Regions from separate parts of the Homo sapiens genome. Here regions 1 and 3 are each linked to region 2. The links are chromatin contacts, found by Hi-C or POLR2A ChIA-PET in ENCODE. All regions are on one chromosome and are shown on one strand. Each heading gives the region's core, a stretch centred on a gene start or an enhancer-like site at or near the end of the contact. The rest is flanking DNA. Distances are from core to core; before and after follow the strand shown. Region 1 overlaps LOC105378523 (a long non-coding RNA gene). Region 2 holds the start of FGFR2 (fibroblast growth factor receptor 2). Region 3 overlaps ATE1 (arginyltransferase 1).

What was found. A loop is a pair of places that touch in the nucleus more often than their neighbours do. ChIA-PET counts read pairs that join two places held with the same protein, here RNA polymerase II (POLR2A). Pooled maps may share reads with other maps.
Region 1: a loop to region 2 is called in a map of MCF 10A, with 5 times the contacts of the local background. The contact joins the enhancer-like site here to the promoter of FGFR2 in region 2. A Hi-C loop is called at or near these places in 7 of 168 maps with a recorded cell type or tissue (MCF 10A, dorsolateral prefrontal cortex, mammary epithelial cell and 3 more), 1 of 37 single-sample maps with no recorded cell type and 7 of 50 pooled maps.
Region 3: a map of dorsolateral prefrontal cortex shows a loop between it and region 2 (4-fold over the local background). The contact joins the enhancer-like site here to the promoter of FGFR2 in region 2. A Hi-C loop is called at or near these places in 11 of 168 maps with a recorded cell type or tissue (Caco-2, GM12878, HCT116 and 7 more), 18 of 37 single-sample maps with no recorded cell type and 23 of 50 pooled maps. POLR2A ChIA-PET finds 5 or more read pairs at or near these places in 1 of 52 experiments (BJ).

What each region holds. Positions count from the first base shown.
Region 1 is chr10:121,305,521-121,309,151 of GRCh38, reverse strand. All of the region lies in intron 1 of LOC105378523 (a long non-coding RNA gene), which reads left to right. Among named protein-coding and RNA genes, the nearest start is that of LINC01153, 130 kb to the right of the region's middle. Within about 2 kb of position 1,396, at least 2 of the 41 ENCODE cell types and tissues checked have a DNase peak (open chromatin) inside an H3K27ac peak, as active enhancers do; they include mammary epithelial cell, where a contact is called at or near this core.
Region 2 is chr10:121,597,083-121,600,939 of GRCh38, reverse strand. It overlaps FGFR2 (fibroblast growth factor receptor 2), which reads left to right and starts at 2,496. Exons shown (of 18, transcript NM_000141.5): 1 at 2,496-2,978. RefSeq lists an enhancer at 3,290-3,857.
Region 3 is chr10:121,908,669-121,912,464 of GRCh38, reverse strand. ATE1 (arginyltransferase 1) reads left to right here. Exons shown (of 12, transcript NM_001001976.3): 5 at 1,314-1,559. Among named protein-coding and RNA genes, the nearest start is that of ATE1, 17 kb to the left of the region's middle. Within about 2 kb of position 1,649, at least 2 of the 41 ENCODE cell types and tissues checked have a DNase peak (open chromatin) inside an H3K27ac peak, as active enhancers do; they include GM12878, where a contact is called at or near this core.

The sequences.
Region 1 (3,631 bases), core at 147-2,646, 290 kb after region 2:
ACAAGGAGACAAGGAGTGGCTTGCCAGGTGAAGGGGCAGGATGAGCAAAAGCTTGGAGCCTGAAGTCACCTGGTGTGTGCAGGGAACAGCAGGGAACCTAAAATATTGGATCATGTGTCTATTTGGTGAAGGTGGCTGGAGAAGTAGTGGGGGGGTCAGAGAGTGGACAGCCTTGGATGCCATACTCATGAACATTTCTTACTCTGTAAGTTTGAGCTGCTGAAGTGGCAAACAATTATTTGTGCACTTAGTAGAAGAAGAAAGAAGATTTTCCTTTCAGTAGAGATCTTATATCCTCTTTCGCTCTAATGAAACACACAGTCTATTTTAGGTTAATCTATAAACTAGAGAAAACACAATCAAAGTCAGAATGCATTGCATCCCCCTCCTCCACACACACTGGAATTCCAAAAATAGAAGTTGCATTTCTGTCGGATTCTCTGTGCTTCCAACGCTGCCTGTGTCAGGAGTGAGAACTATGTAAAACTGAGAGCAGTGGCTGTAATTATAATGGAAGCTGATGCATCCTTCATGGGCTTGATCTCAACGTGCCTTGATGGGGCCGAAGCCAGTCTGTTTCTACGCATAGTTAGAGCCTGGCTCCAATTCTAGCAGATTTAATAGCTCTTCATTTATTTTTCCAGTCTTCAACAACATGCTTCTATATAATTGTCTTCACATCCCATTACCATTTTCTTGAATCTTCCCTGAAGAGGAAAACCAACACACCAACCCAACATTCTGGCTAAACATTGGCAGATGCCTTGTAAAGAAGTTTTATAAAACATACATTAAGCAATTCAGCTGAAAACCTGTTGTAACAAGCTATTTGATTTTAATGAACTATCCCCACTGAAGGGGTTTTGTCATATTTACACTAGGTCTTTCACTAACTAGTCTCTTTGTAAGTCCAAAAAAGAAAAAAAAAAGGCGAGTCACTGCCCAGGAGAAAGACAGAAACACAAAGGGCAACATTCCTTGCTTGAAGCTATGCACTGTATACACAGTAGATGAATGAAGAAAGGATATGTGAACCCTCAAGTCCAAACTCTCTGTCTGTCAAGAGTACTCTCATGTGGTTGAGGATTGGCCAGGCCATGGAACCCAACAAGAGATGCAACCACAAACAGCACTGATGCTTGCCTCATATTAGTGGTCTTTCGATATTGGTTTGATACTTTATCGTAATTCACTGTATATGAGAAAAATAGTCATTCAGAAGTTAAAAATCACGTTTTGAGTTTTTTCTTTGAGAAGGTAAGTGTCTCCCTGGAAGCAGTATTATTCCATCCATCACTCAGTTATTAGTCATTAGCAGCAGAATCAATGGTATAAACCTAGTGACTCAACACTCCTGGGGTTGAATTCAGCCCAGGGATGGGTTCATTACTTACATAAAAAGGCAATGGTTCTGGAATGGGCATTGGTCATGGTTCTTGTTATGTTTCCTATCAAGGTGTGTATCTTAGCAAGAGCTGACTCTCTTAGCAGGAGGCCATCAGTCTCTTTCTAGTTTATACAAGGAACAACATTCCAGGCACGCAGCCAGTTGAATAGGGGTCTGTGTTATACATGGTCTCAGCACCCAGGGAAGCATTTGTGTATGTAGATGTAAATTTCTGTACATATACACAAACTGTGCCTTGGCCTTAGTGCCCCTGAAAATAGACCCTTAGACAAAGATTTGTATGCAGATGGCTTATTGAAAAAGTGGTCCCAGGGAGCAGAAGGGAAGGATGGAGTGGAAAAGGGAAGGAGGGCAAGTCAGTAAAGAGATATATGTTACTGAGTTGATCACTGTGTAGTCAATGGTGACTGAGGCACCATCCTAAGGGGTTTCCTAAGGAGCCTTAGGAAGTGTGCTCAAAAATGTCTGCAGAAGCAATGTGGAGGGATGCATCGGCCTACCAGCTCCCCATCTGGCACTAGCCAAGGTGATCACATAGGCTGTAACTCACCTGCAGTTCCTGGATGTACATGCATGTGCTGGGTCCCACCCCAGGGCATCAGAGAAGGACCAAGGCAGAAAGAGGTATGAGGTTAGGGAATGATTAGGCACCATTAGGCTGCCCCTAAGTGCAAGTGGACTGCGCCTGCACTGAACTGATCATTGCAGAGGTACCTGGAGTAAGAGGTTGAACGAGAAGATTTCAAGAGGTTCGCACTCAGGAGGTGTCTGACACTTGCCGTAGTCTATCCAGTGCCTTCCAAGATGTGCAGTCACTGGGATTTGTGGTTGGTTAATGTCATCATTATATCCTGCCTTGGTCTAAGACTGCAAATTAATTGAAGAGAAACGCCCTGCCACCTCCCCTGGTCTGGGTGAGGCCTTTGTTTTCTGGCGAGATTCTGTTCTCTAAGGTTATAAGAGCTCTCTTAGAGATCTATCCGTAGTCTTGGCCTAAAATAGAAAAGATAATTTTTCCCCAATGCTTTTTAAAAATTGAAGTATAATTTACATTTAGTGAAATGCACAGATTCCAAGTATTTAGTTCTGTCCGTTTGGACAAATGCAGATACTCATGTAACCCACACCCCTGGTAAGATATAGAATATTTCCATCAGTCCAGGAAGTATCCCTGTACCTTTTCCCAGTCAACCCCACCACCCACTCTGGAAGCAGTCACTGCTTTGATTTCTATCATCATCTATTAATTTTCTCATGTGAAAAACTCCATATAGATGCAGCCATCTGGTATGGACTATTTTGTGTCTGGCTTCACTCAACATAATGTTTTCACTCAGTACTCAATATAATGTCTTGGGAATTCATCCATATTGCTGCATGTTTCTGCAATTTGAACCTTTTTATTGCCGTCTAGTATTCCATTGTATGAATCTACCACAATTTGTTTATCCTTTCTACTGTTAATTGACACTTGGGTGGCTTCCAGTTTGTAGCTGTATGAATAAAGTTGCTATGAACAAGTCTTTTTGTGGACGTGTGTTTTCATTTCTCTTGGATAAATACTTAGAAGACTTCTGGGTCATAGGATAGATGTCTATTTAACTATATAACAAAAGTGTTTGTAAGATTTGACACTCCTGCCAGCAACGAATGAGAGTTCTGATACCTCCCTATCTTTGCCAATATCTGGTATTACCAGTCTTTTCCATTTTAGCCATTACTGCTGATTGTGTAACAGTATGACATTGTCATTTTATTTTATATTTCCCTAATGACTAATGACAGTGAGTATTCCTTCATGTACTTATTGGCCATTTGAATATTTTCTTTGGTGAAAAACCTATTCAAATATTTTGCTTATTTTTTATCGGGCTGTTTGTCTTTTTATTACTGAGTTGTATGAATTCCTTACATATTCCAGAATCAAGTTCTTTATCAGATGTATATGTTGCAAATGTTCTCCTCCAGTCTGTGGCATGTCTATTCATTTTTTTAAAGCGGTGTTTATTGATAAGCAAAAATGTGAAATTTTGACTGTGTTCAATAATTGTGTTTTTCTCTGATGTGTATTGCTTTTCTGTGTCCTCTCTAAATGATATTTGCCTACTCCAGGGTCGTAAAGATGTATTCCTAATTTTTCTCGTAGGAGCTTTGTATTTTTATGAGGCATATGCTGGATTGTTTTAGATAGTCTATGCCAATTTATTTTATTTTATTTTTTTA
Region 2 (3,857 bases), core at 1,247-3,746:
GAGGGCTTTTGAAAAAAAAAAAGGGTGACTACTCAAGACATTTTGTAAAGGGGGGAAAATTGCGAAGAAAAGAGACCTCAGTAGGGGGTGGAGGAACTGTGAATGTGTCCTTGTCTGGCGGTTCTTTCAGCTGAAACCTGGTGCTGGCGTTCGCAGTTCAGTTCAAACTGTCACCTTTAGTTCTTACTGGCTTTTCTGCCCTTGCCCCAGAACCTCAACAGATTGGGGCTTATTTACCTATTCACACTCCGCCGTGGAAGCTCATTAATAGGCTTTATTAGCAACACCATTCATGGGAGGCCATTGACGAAAGGGGTTCCAGCCACTTGAAGAGGGAAGAGAAAAGAAAAAACTGTAAAGAGATTATTTTCTCATTCAGAAGCCTCAGTGGTGTGAAGGTTTTCCTGGATGGTCTGAGGTCACTTGAAGACTAAATATGGGGACATAATTGATTTTTTAAAAATAATTCTAAACATACTTCCCCCCCCTCCTCAAAACTGAAGAGTTTCCTGTTGTGGTCTTGTGGGTTTCAGTCCCTTATATATGAGCCCTCTTTAGGGAATAAGGAGCTTTTGATAGATTGGTGTCTTTTCATTTCTATAAAAAATACATTCTGCAAACTGTGCCTGGACATGAAAGTAGGTGTTCTTATTTGTCATTTTCAGCGGAAAGCTTCCTTTCCATTCAACATGCATAAAGCTATTGATGAATGGGGGATAGGGACAGCGGCTTCCTGCACCATTAATTTATGTGAGAATGTGTTAACAGCATTTTCAATGGCTGATGGATGCGGTGTAGGATGGGAAAGGAACTGTCCTGAGACACTCGAGTTTCCCATTGGTGGGGAATATAAAGATGTAAGTGGCAACCTGCGAGCAGGCAGACACGTTCAGCTGCATCCCTTTTCTGAGAACTTGAAAACATACTGCTATCAGAACAACCCGTGTGGGAGTGAATGGCTAAGTGTCAACCTGGGCTGAGGTGTCCGTTAATGTATAGGCTCTGGGGCTAATCCAGGTTAGAGGACTTGACCAAAAACATACCCTCCCACCAAGCATATAGAGGGATAATTTTGCTTAAGAACCAGTTTTTATTTTGTTGCTATCAAATTTCCAAAATACAATGTTATAGCCTTTTGCCTGAGGCAGTTAAATGGATTTCTTACTTGTGTGGCTTTTAAATAACTTGCATAAACGTTTTCTGTGCTATATTTGTGAATAAAAATGATTTTCTAATCATGTAGCACCTTGAAAAATATTTTTGTAAATGTTATGAAGGGTGCAATGTTAGTGACACAGGTGCAAATATGTTTCTAAATCCAGGAAAAGTCTGTTTTCCAAGTCAGGTTTGTTCTCAATGCTTCATCTATCTTCAGGCCTCAAAAGGATTCTAAAGCATTTCTGGGTTTAGTGACCTTTTCTAAAGAAAAATAATTAAGGTTTTAATCTATATGGTCTTGAACTTAAGCACGGCTGCTCAGGAGCTGGATGAATAAGGAGGGAGAAAAAGCATATTTAAAATAAATTATTCCGAAGACACGGCTTAGTGAAAAGGTAAATGGACATAGGAACTTTAACCAGTTACAGCTTGGTGTGCAGTTGAAGAATCAGATTTTGCATTTATGATTTTTAATCTAAGATTCAGAGGGAGGAATTACTTTGTTCAAGGTCTATTTATGGTAGAGTTGTCTTTAGACTCCTTTGAATTTCTTTTTATTAATCCAAACATATATTATTAAACACTTTTTTTTTTTGATGCAATTTTGGCTTTTTCTGAGAGAGCCACATTCAAAGTCAGGCTGTCCTAGTAGCCAGCTGTGTGGTCCTAGGCAAATTACTTAACCTCTCTGATCCTGTTTCCTTATCAGAAACTGGGAATAGTACTCTGCAGGGTGGTTGGGCAGATGAAATAGAATCACCTATGTAGTGTGACCCTCCCATAGTAGGGCCTCCATTAATATTCAGTTTTTTCCTCTCATTTCTATTGTTTAGAAGGACAGAAACATGCAATGTCCTGCGAACATTTCCAAGTGGCTTCCTCTCCTCCAAAAGCTTCAGCTGCCTGGCAACCCTCCCCGCAGTATCAAGCAGGCGCATTTTAAAGTCTCTTTAGCGGGAGGGCAGGGTTAGAGCCTTCGGTCATTTGTTTTCTAACTTGACATAAAACAACGTAACGCAGTCGCTCAGCGAGCCGTTGGCCAGCCTCGCTCGCCCGGGGAGGAGGGAGGAGGTGGCGCGGGGCGCGGGACCAGGCCTTATTCGGAGGCTGTCGCTGCATCCCTACGGCCGCATCGCGGCCGAGCCCTCGCCTCCCGGGCCGGTGTCTCCGGCTGCTCGGAGGCGTCGGGAGCCGCGCGGGACTCGGGGCGGCCCGGGCGCGCGGCGCTGATTGGCAGAGAGGGCGCCGCCGTCCAGGAAACGGCTCGGGTTTCAGTGGGGGCGTGACCCGCCGCGAGGAGGCGGGGGCGGCGGCGGCGGCGCGGGCGGCGGCTGGAGGAGAGCGCGGTGGAGAGCCGAGCGGGCGGGCGGCGGGTGCGGAGCGGGCGAGGGAGCGCGCGCGGCCGCCACAAAGCTCGGGCGCCGCGGGGCTGCATGCGGCGTACCTGGCCCGGCGCGGCGACTGCTCTCCGGGCTGGCGGGGGCCGGCCGCGAGCCCCGGGGGCCCCGAGGCCGCAGCTTGCCTGCGCGCTCTGAGCCTTCGCAACTCGCGAGCAAAGTTTGGTGGAGGCAACGCCAAGCCTGAGTCCTTTCTTCCTCTCGTTCCCCAAATCCGAGGGCAGCCCGCGGGCGTCATGCCCGCGCTCCTCCGCAGCCTGGGGTACGCGTGAAGCCCGGGAGGCTTGGCGCCGGCGAAGACCCAAGGACCACTCTTCTGCGTTTGGAGTTGCTCCCCGCAACCCCGGGCTCGTCGCTTTCTCCATCCCGACCCACGCGGGGCGCGGGGACAACACAGGTCGCGGAGGAGCGTTGCCATTCAAGGTAATCGCCGCGCAAGACGCCTCGGGGAGCTTCGCCAGCCGGGGACGTGGGCGCCACGGGAGCCCGGGACGCCGGGTGCACCGTCCTCCGGGCGGGGGGCGCGGAAGGACTAGCATTGTGGAGGACGCTCCGTGTCCTCCCTCTGTGGCTGCATAGGTGATGGGGGAGGTGGGTGCGTGCTGACGGCCGGCGTTCTGGAAGTTCTGCCTCTGCTACCCCCATCCAGATGCTGACATCTGCTTCTGGCGTTGACGCCCCCCTCCCTGTCAAACCCTGGCGGGCGCATTCCCGCTGACTGGGCGCGTTTCTCCGACCCCAGAGCAGACGGGCGGAAGGTTCGCCTGCCCGTGGCACAGCCCCGCAGGCCGGTTCCCGGGGTCATCTCCGAGGTGCCCCATCCGTGTGTCCTGGGAACTTCCGTACCATCCAGGCCCTGCGGAGACCCCTTTTTCGGGAGGGGGCCGCTGGGGTGGGGCCGGTGACATCCCGTAGGGGTGGCGATGGCCAGGGGTGGCACTGCTGGGGAGGCGACGGCTCCGGTGCCTGGGCGCCCCTCGCCCGCAGCCGCCGTCGGCGCTGGAGGGAGCGCAGTGCGCCTGGGGCTAGGGGGCGAACTGGACCGACTTTTTCTAGTTCGCCTGCCTGCTCTGCCGCAGCGGCTGGGAGATGTCGAAAGCGCAGGCGAGTTCTAACTTGCGCGCTCATTTTTTTCGGCCACGGGGCCGCGCTGGGGAAAAAAGCCGAGGGCCCTGCGTGGCGCTGGCTCCGACCCTCGCGGACCACGGACCTGGCGCAGGAGGCCCGCTCGGGGACCACCAGCCTCCGTCGCTCTCCTCGCACCCCGCTCCCTTGCAGACCGTTCTCCAGACCCTCCTTCCT
Region 3 (3,796 bases), core at 400-2,899, 310 kb before region 2:
TTGGCCAGGCTGGTCTCAAACTCTTGACCTTGTGACCTGCCCGCCTTGGCCTCCCAAAGTGCTGGGATTACAGGTGTGAGCCACCACATCTGGCTGCCTCTCTTTCTTTTGTAGTGTTTATATTTGGTTGTTTATTTGACTTGTTACAGGCTTCTGAATTATCTGTGCCTGGAACTAGGAGTGATGTACTCATTAGAGTAAAGGAATAAACAGCTATGACAAAAAGATACCAAAATGCAATAACTAAAAGAAAGATAAAAGTCTGTTTCTTTCGGGGCCGGGTGTGGTGGCTCACACCTGTAGTCCCAGCACTTTGAGAGGCCAACACAGGCGGATCACGAGGTCAGGAGATCAAGACCATCCTGGCTTACACGGTGAAACCCTGTCTTCTCTAAAATTACAAAAAATTAGCCGGGCTTGGCCGGGCATGGTGGTTCACGCCTGTAATCCCAGCACTTTGGGAGGCCGAGGCAGGTGGATCACGAGGTCAGGAGATCGAGACCATCCCGGCTAACACAGTGAAATCCCGTCTGTATTAAAAATGCAAAAAATTAACTGGGCATGGTGGTGGGCGCCTGTGGTCCCAGCTACTTGGGAGGCTGAGGCAGGAGAATGGCGTGAACTTGGGAGGCGGAGCTTGCAGTGAGCCGAGGTCGCGCCCCTGCACTGCAGCCTGGGCGACAGAGGGAGACTCCTCAAAAAAAAAAAAGTCTGTTTCTTTCCTCACATAACAGTTCAGTGTGGGTGTTCTAGGTTGGCGTTCAACTCTTCTCCCCACCAGCCATTCTGGGCTTTTCTTTAACATGTGATTTCCCAGGTTGCTCTGGTTTTTACTAATCCAGCCATTGTGGGGAAGGGTAGAAGTTCAGGGTCGCAAGTTTCCTTTAAAACTAGTGAGGCATAATTGGATGTATCAGTTGTGTTATGTTCTGTTGGCAGGAGCTTGGTCACCACTTGTAAAGGGACTGGCAGTACATTGCCCTGCTAGGGCGCCACAGTTTTTGTTTTTTTTTTTTTTTTTTAATTTACTGTAGAGATAGTGTCTCACTATGTTGCCCAGGCAGGTCTTAAACTCCTGGCCTCAAGCAGTCCTCCTGTGTTGGCCTCCCAAAGAGCTGGAATTACAGGCATGAACCACCATGCCCAGCTGTGCCAGTCTTAAGTGCAGCTCTCTTATTTTGGAGGATGAGAATGGATTTGGTGGACAGATAGTAATTCTGCCACAATGGATAATAGGAACATTGTATTTCTGTATTTACCTAACTGTATCAAATAACCCAGCTGATGGATTTTTAATTTCTTCTGATTTGTAGATGAGCCCATGGATTCCACAATGGATGATGCTGTTGCGGGTGACTTTGCATTGATAAATAAACTGGATATACAGTGTGATCTTAAAACACTCAGTGATGACATCAAAGAGAGTTTAGAGAGTGAAGGAAAAAATTCAAAGAAAGAAGAACCTCAGGAATTACTTCAGTCACAAGATTTCGTAGGAGAGAAGTTGGGCTCTGGTGAACCGTCACATTCAGTTAAAGTTCACACAGTTCCTAAGCCAGGTAGTAAAGATTTTTGATACCAAGTCATATTCACGGCTTTGCTTTTTGCTGAGTCATTTTAAACCCTGGGTCTTTCCATCAGCCAAAAGGATGACTTAGTCGTGCAGTCTGTAAAACAGAACCCTGCTTTGTTTATTATTGCCTAGAATTAGATGGACAAATCATGCCTTTTACAAACTACTATGCTTAAAAAGCCTGTAACAATAGCCTTATCCCTAAATACAGATATTTTCAAAGAGTTCCATTTCTACTTACTACTTTAGGGCCTTACAGGGTTGAGAATCAAATTTTTCTCAGTGAAAAGGAGTGATAAACATTCTTATTTTAACATTAAGTGAGACAACATGAATTATAGTTATTATGTCCAAAATACAGACATTATAAAATTCTTCAGTTTATCATTAAATTTTTTAATGTAATTTTAGTGTATTTTAGTTTTAAAATGTCCAGATTTTGATGTTTAACTTTGCCTTTAATCAGGTAAGATTTTTTTATGTTATTACTTATAAAAGAATTAGGCTTAATAAGTTTATCCAGTATTAAATGAATTTAATATGTGTGTATATGACTCTTTTAAAATTATTTCGTGAAATGTGAAGTTGGATGGTTATTAGTTTATTAGATGTGTCAGTTTTTGAATTAGTTCTTATATTTATGCCAAATGATCCAAGGGAAAGATTTTTAGTACTATTTTAGTTTTTCTTGTCTAAACTATGTTACACATGTTAAAGTAGAGAAAATTCTCCATTTGCAATTTTATTGAATAGTTTTTTACATAAGGTTTTCATGTTAAGTTGATTTTGGTCTGAGATTTCATCCTAATTAATACTAATAGTTCAAGAAAATATTTATTTTTTAATTTGAGACAGGGTCTTGCTCTGCCGCCTAGGCTGGAGTGAAGTGGCGTGATCATAGCTCACTGCAGCCTTGAGCTCCTGGGGCCAAGTGATCCTCTTGCCTTAGGTTCCTGAGTAGGTAGGAATACAGGAGCTTGTCACCATGCCTAGTTCTTTTAAAATTTTTTGTAGAGACAGGGTCTCACTATATTACCCAGGCTGGTCTCCAACTCCTCACCTAGTTATCCTCCCACCCTCGCCTCCCAAAGTGCTGAGATTACAGGCATGAGCCACTGTGCCCAGCTCCCAGTGAAATATTTTGAATAATTCAGACAGTTTCTTTCAACTATTTCTCTCTGGGGGGTAGGGTCAATTCTTTTATTATTTTTTAATAAAATTACTTATAGTTTGTCAAATTTAAAAAATCGTTATTCAAACATAGATGAACATAGATTGAATAGTATAATCGACTTCCATGTACTCTACCTGCATTTGAAACAATTACTGACTCATGTCATAGCCACTCTTGTTTCATCTAGTTCCCCCTTCCAAAATTATATTGAGGCAAATTCCAGACATTGTGATATCCTGTATTTCAGAATACGTTTCTAAAAGATAAGAACTTTAAAAAAAATATTCACAATACCATTATTATACTTGAAGAAAATTTCTTAATGCCATTGAATAGTGTTCAAATTCCAATTTTTAAACATTTGTTTGTGTTAGGATCCAGATAATGTCCACATATTGTGATTGTTGATATATTTAAAAAATCTCTTACGGCCAGGAGTGGTGGCTTACAACTGTAATCCCAGCACTGTGGGAGACCGAGGCAGGTGGATTGCTTGAGCCCAGGAGTTTGAGACCAGCCTGAACAACATGGTGAAACCTGTCTGTACTAGAAATACAAAATATTAGCCAGGTGTTATGGTGCATGCCTGTAGTCCCAGCTACTTGGGAGGCTGAGGTGGGAGGATCACCTGAGCTTGGGAAGTCGAGGCTGCAGTGAGCTGAGATCGTGCCTCTGCATTCTAGCCTGGGTGGTGAGAATGAGACCCTGTCTCAAAACAACAACAACAATCTCTTTTGTTCTAGATATTCCCCTTCCATCATTCCTCAACTGGGTTGTTTGTCTTGGGTTGTTTGTTCCACTTTCTGTATCTGACAGGTTACGTTTGCAGTTTAACATGTTCCTCTGCCCGCTTATAAATTGATAGTTGGATATAGAGCCTTGATCAGATTCTAGGCTAAATTTTCTTTTGTCTATTTTTTTGCCGTGGGGCAGGGGGGCAAGTCTTAATCAGATTTGAGTTTGAATTATTTGAGGATGGGCAAGATCACTTCATGGGTGTTAGAGTGGTCTTTCAGGAGATGTGTAATGTCTGGGTGCTTCTCTTTTTG